Regions from separate parts of the Homo sapiens genome. Here region 1 is linked to region 2. A link is an interaction called in ENCODE POLR2A ChIA-PET data of the cell type or tissue named here. Cell type or tissue: GM12878. All regions are shown on one strand. Links, peaks and the distances in the headings refer to the core of each region. The heading gives the core; the rest is flanking DNA. Region 1 overlaps HECTD4 (HECT domain E3 ubiquitin protein ligase 4). Region 2 overlaps TMEM116 (transmembrane protein 116).

Region 1 (2,800 bases), core at 130-2,629, 170 kb before region 2:
CATCTTGCCCTCCGTGGTATCCCTGGGTGGCCCCACTAGTGAGTGGAGAGCAGGATTGGACCTGAGGCCTCCCAGGCCTGGGGTGGCTTCTTTCTACCCCGCCACAGCGGCAGGTAGGCCGTGGAAGGAGTAGCCGCTCCAGCCAGCAGGTGAGAGGGAGGGAACGGTGTCGCCTCCCGCCGGGACACCCCAGGTGCCCATGTGTCTCGTCTGTCCTACAGGCGGCTCTTTCCGCCACTTCCTGTGGCAGGTGTGTAAGGAGCTGCAGAGTTCCTCGCTGTCGCTGCTGCTGCTGTGCCCCAGCTCAGCTGTCAATAAGAACAAGGTAGGCAGAGGCCGGGAGGAGGCTCCACGCCCCCGAGCTCATGTCCTGCGCAGTGGCTGGGGTGGCGGGCAGTGTGTGTCTCATCAAAGCCAAACCGTTTCAGAAACCCTCCCAATCTGTGGGGACAGGTCCTTGCCTCACTGGATGGGCAAGCTCTGGGAGCTTGCAGTGACTTCTCTCCTGCCTGCCACAGGGTATGGTGGCTTGAAACACATGTTCCCTGGCGGGCACAGAGGCCCACGCCCAGGTCACCTCATGCCCACCTCCACTTCCAGGGCAAGTATATCCTGACCCCGAGCCCCATCACCTACGGGGAGGAGCAGCTGCTGCACTTCCTGGGGCAGCTGCTGGGGATTGCAATTCGGGCAGACGTCCCGCTGCCCCTGGACCTCCTGCCCTCCTTCTGGAAGACGCTGGTGGGCGAGCCCTTGGACCCTGAGCAAGACCTGCAGGAAGCGGATATCCTCACCTACAATTACGTCAAGAAGTTTGAGAGCGTGAGTGCAAGGCACAGTTCTGGGGGGCTGCAGAACCCGGGGCCTCCCCGCCACCTTGCTTAGGCCTCCATGCAGACCCGAGCTCCCCGCTGAGGCTGGGTTGGGATCCCACAGAGGACCTTAGGGGTGTGAGCCATGTGCCAGGAAGGCTTATTTCATGGGGACAGAGGCCTCTGGCCTCCCTCCCTGCTGGCAGCAGAGATTGGAGGTGACATGACCAGCCCTGCTGGCCCTCCCCTCCCACATTGGTGCTCATTGCCTGGCCATGGGCAAGGGCTCCTGGAGCTGAGTGAACAGGCACTGGGAGAACAGCTGTAGGGGTGAAGGTTAAGAGTTTTTTCAGGGACTCAGAGCACAGGAGTCAGCCCTGGGACCACCTGAGGTCCACCAAGGGGGAGGCATCAGGATGGAGCCCTTCCTGCCTGTCCAGGGCATGCGTACGCCACGCACAGATGTTGACAGCATGGTGCTGTTGCCCAGTGCCCCCCTGGAGGGAGATGGAGTCCACAGTCCTTCCGTTCACTCAGTGGCCGTCACTGAGGCCCAGTCACGGGCCAGCCAGGCTCTGGGCACTCGCCCTGTCCTCAGGGAGTGTCCAGGCTCGTCTCCTTCATGTTGGAGGGCGGAGGGCTTTATTCCATCATCACAAGGCCAGGAGGAAAGTGAGGCTCACCAAAGGGAGGTGACTTGCCTGGGCCCTCACAGCTGGCAGGGAGCAGAGCCACCAGGAGCCCAGGGCTGCCTGCTCTGACTTCCGGGCTCTCCAGCACCACGTGCCCTACAGCTGAGAGAGCCATCCTGGCTGAGTGTGGAGGGCAACGTCCCACCCAGCGCCCCTCAAGGCCACGAGAGTGGACGTCGTGCCTGAGGCCCGGCAGAAGCTGCTCTCTCCTGGGCCTCAGGTGAAGGAGGTGCCAGCGGCTTCTGCCTATGCCGGCAGAATACTCCATGGCCGACTGAGGCACTGCCTGGCCAGGTCTCTGGTCTCTGCCATTGTCCCCCTGGGTCACTCAGGGCAGCCATTGCAAGACAATAGCAGAGCCAGAGTCCCGGATGCCAGTGGCTTCTCGGTAGAAACAGGGATGACAAGGCATTGTCTAAAGGGTGGAAGAACACCCACAGTGGGCTGGGGGTTTATGCGTCTCCTGCACTCCTCCGAGGAGTCCTCCTGGGGCTCTGGGTGCAGCACAGGCTGGGGCAGCAGGGGATGTGAGGCGGGGTCCCGGTAGACAGGCCAGCTGAGGCTTCTGGCTACAGGGATGGCCAAGGCCCCAGAGGGTATGGGATGCAGAACCACATGGTGTTGTGGGGTGCATACTAGGAAGAAGTGCTCTCGACTTGTATCAGTGGAGTGTCTGCGGTGAAGGGGTAGGGAGGTTGCTACTAAGGAGACTCCAGGCTTAGACCCGAATGTCCATCCACCTGTCACTGTCCCCAAGCTGCAGTCAGTCTCCTTTGGGTCCGACCCTGTCGTCTCCCTGGTAGCCCAGCAAGCACAGTGCGAATCAGTTTCCCCTGGACGCTGATCCTGGTCGCCATATGTGGGGAGGCGACAGCCTGTACACCTCCACAGACAGGACTAAGTCAGGGCTGTCTGGTGGCAAGGGACAGAAATCCCAACTCCAACAAGCTTTAGAAAAAAATTGTTTAAAATGAGTTGCTCTTAGGCCGGGCGCGGTGGCTCACGCCTGTAATCCCAGCACTTCGGGAGGCCAAGGTGGGCAGATCACGAGGTCAGGAGATTGAGACCATCCTGGCTAACACAGTGAAACCCCGTCTCTACTAAAAATACAAAAAATTAGCCAGGCATGGTGGCGGGCGCCTGTAGTCCCAGCTACTTGGGAGGCTGAGGCAGGAGAATGGTGTGAACTCGAGAGGCGGAGCTTGCAGTGAGCTGATATCGCGCCACTGCACTCCAGCCTGGGCGACAGAGCAAGACTTCATCTCAAAAAAAAAAAAAAAAAAAATTAGTTGCTCT
Region 2 (2,800 bases), core at 141-2,640:
TTATTTCTTTTAGTACTTTTTGTGTTTTGTTTAGGAAAATTTTCCCTAAACAAAAATTGAAGACATTCTCCTATAGAATGTAAAAAAAAGGTTTACAGTTTTTGTCCTTTCACATTTAGGTCTTTAAACTACTTGGAATAGATTTTTTTTTTTTTTTTTTTTTTTGAGACAGGGTCTTGTTCTGTTTCCCTGGCTGAAGTGCAGTGATGCAATCATGGCTCACTGCAGCCTTGACCTCCTGGGCTCAAGTGATCCTCCTGCCTCAGACTCCCAAGTAGCTGAGACCACAAGTGTGTGTCACCATGCCCAGCTAATTTTTTTATTTTTTATTTTATTTGTAGAGATGGAGTCTCACCATGTTTCCCAGTCTGGTCTTGAACTCCTGGGCTCAAGCAGTCCTCCTGCCTCGGCCTCCCAAAATGTTAGGATTATAGTCATATAGTCACTGAGCCTGACCTAGAACTGATTAGATGGAGTCTCACTCTGTCGCTCAGGCTGGAGTGCAGTGGCATGATCTCGGCTCACTGCAACCTCCGCCTCCTGGGTTCAAATGATTCTCCTGCCTCAGCCTCCTGAGTAGCTGGAATTACAGGCGCCCGCCACCATGCCCAGCTAATTTTTGTATTTTTAGTAGAGATGGGGTTTCACTATGTTGGCCAGGCTGGTTTTGAGCTCCTGACCTCAGGTGATCTGCCCACCTCCCAAAGTGCAGAGATTACAGACGTGAGCCACCATGCCCGTCCTAGAACTGATTTTTTGAGTGTAGTGTGAGATACAAAGTAGGGGCCTAATTTCATTTTTTTTTCCTGTATGGATACCCAATTGTTCTAGCTTCATATTTTGAAAAGACTGTCTCTTTTCCACTGATTGAAAAAGCCACTTATGTCATACATCAGAGATCTATATATATATTGCTGGGTTTAATTTGGGCTATTTTCATTTTATTCACCTATTTGTCCATCCCTGTACTAGTACCACAGTATCTTCACTCTAGGTCTATGTTAGTTTTTGTAGGGAGACCTCCTGAAACTATTGCTATGGAATAAAAGATGAAATGCTCCTGATTATTGTAAATACAAAATTGCATGCAGGATTTTGTAAAGACAATGCAAGGTTTGGCTGCCAGAATGAGCCAACAGTGCGTGATGTGCTTCTCCCTGCAGAGAGCCTATAAACGGACGTGCAGTCAGGGAGGTTTCACATCACCAAGATTACTATCCCAGAAAAGCAGATGTTCATAGCTCTGGGAATGCAATGCAACCCTTGTGGAGAGCCTATAAATAGACACATGAGGGGCGCTTGTTCATATGGATAAGATAGGGTTATAAACGCCCTTATCTTGCCACGGCTTTTCTGGGTCTCTTTAGGGTTAAGGCATACTCCCTTCTGAGAATTTGTGGTCTAACCGGTTGTTTCACATCCTGTTTCTGTTGATTGTTTGCAACCAGCTTTTGCTGCAAATATTACTGCTGATTAGTATCTTACTAAACATAGGTTATGGATAGACTGTGTTTCTGTTTTAAGGCTCTGTTAGAAATTGCTGACACACACACTATGTTGTAAATTCTTATCTCTGTATACTGTACTTATGCATACCGATGTTACATTAAAGAATTACTTCATCCCCATGTGATCATCTCACCTCATAATCAAATGACCCCCTAAATCCCTCACTAACCTACCCCCGCCCTCACTAAACTTAATAATAAATGCCAGTATATCCAGTGCATTGGCGGCATCACAGGACCAGAAGGCGGTGACGCCCTGGACCCAGCTTTCACTATTTTGTGTGTGTCTTTTATTTCTCGACCTGCCGATCCACCTGGGAACAAAGAAAGAGCCCCGTTGCATTGCGGGCTGCTGGCCAGATCCCACGATAAGTCTTAAGATGAGGTGGGGCAAGTTCTTCTTTTTTTTTCAAGAGTGTCTTGGTTATCTTAATATTTTATATTTCTTTCTTTTTTTCCTGAAGAGTTGGGTTTATTTCAATAGTAAATTTGAAACTCTTGACTTAAGTGAAAGTACTCTAGTAATTATATCAGGAATAGACAATTTCCTACACTGTCAAATATATGAAAGTTCCTTTTGTACGTTCTTCAACACTGATCAACAAGCAGTTTCAGTCCACATTTGCTTTGATCTGTCACTGAGTTAACCCAAGCTGCTTCTTCAGAGATTCTGGCATCTTGGGGGAGGGCAAGGGAGGCTGAAGTAGACCTTCACAGAATCATAGATAAACTACTGTAGTGCAGTCAGAGTACCAGTCATAATGATACAGACAAACATTCCCTTCCATACACCTTTAAATCCAAGTCTCTGGAGGACTTGAGAAGCACTGCTACCTTTTTCTTTATTCAACACAGATACCACAGAATCATCAGGGTGAGAAACAATTGCACAAAACACTCCAGGTATGTAACCTGCTACAAATGTTACAACCAGCTCCTCTGTCTTTGAACATTCACCACAGGGCTTCCGAACCACAAACTTGTACAATGCTTCAACAGTACCTTAAAAGCAGGCAAACTTCATCATGGCATATGCTATCTGTCTCATCCAGAGAGGAGCAACCCCTTTGTAGAATGTTTTTAGGCCTTCTTCCTTATACATCTTGGGAGCTGCATCCCTCAAAGTCTTGGTCTAACCTGGTTGGGTTTGAATTTGAACCTTAGCAGCTTCCATAGGGCAATTACAGCAAAGAATTCAGCACTGGCAGAGGCAGCCAAATACAGTGATGTGCACCAGAGATAACATGCTCTGGGAGTATGTTGCTATACAAGACTTTAAAGACTTCATAAAA

Evidence for each region. ChIA-PET counts read pairs that join two places held together with the same protein. Peaks named below come from ENCODE experiments on the same cell type or tissue, not always from the same donor. Only the 100,000 strongest peaks of a DNase experiment are listed, where the experiment ranks them.
Region 1: POLR2A ChIA-PET joins it to region 2 with 6 read pairs; 2 of 35 experiments call an interaction of 5 or more read pairs at or near these places.

The regions. Positions count from the first base shown.
Region 1 is chr12:112,165,339-112,168,138 of GRCh38, reverse strand. HECTD4 (HECT domain E3 ubiquitin protein ligase 4) reads left to right here. Exons shown (of 76, transcript NM_001388303.1): 71 at 222-325; 72 at 601-822. Among named protein-coding and RNA genes, the nearest start is that of MIR6861, 3.4 kb to the right of the region's middle. RefSeq lists an enhancer at 1,585-2,191. In GM12878, for the core only: no CTCF peak of the experiment used is centred there; no DNase peak of the experiment used is centred there.
Region 2 is chr12:111,993,405-111,996,204 of GRCh38, reverse strand. All of the region lies in intron 3 of TMEM116 (transmembrane protein 116), which reads left to right. It also overlaps the pseudogene SLC25A3P2. Among named protein-coding and RNA genes, the nearest start is that of TMEM116, 18 kb to the left of the region's middle. In GM12878, for the core only: no CTCF peak of the experiment used is centred there; DNase peaks (open chromatin) are centred at 1,434 and 2,184; H3K4me3 peaks cover 1,418 bases.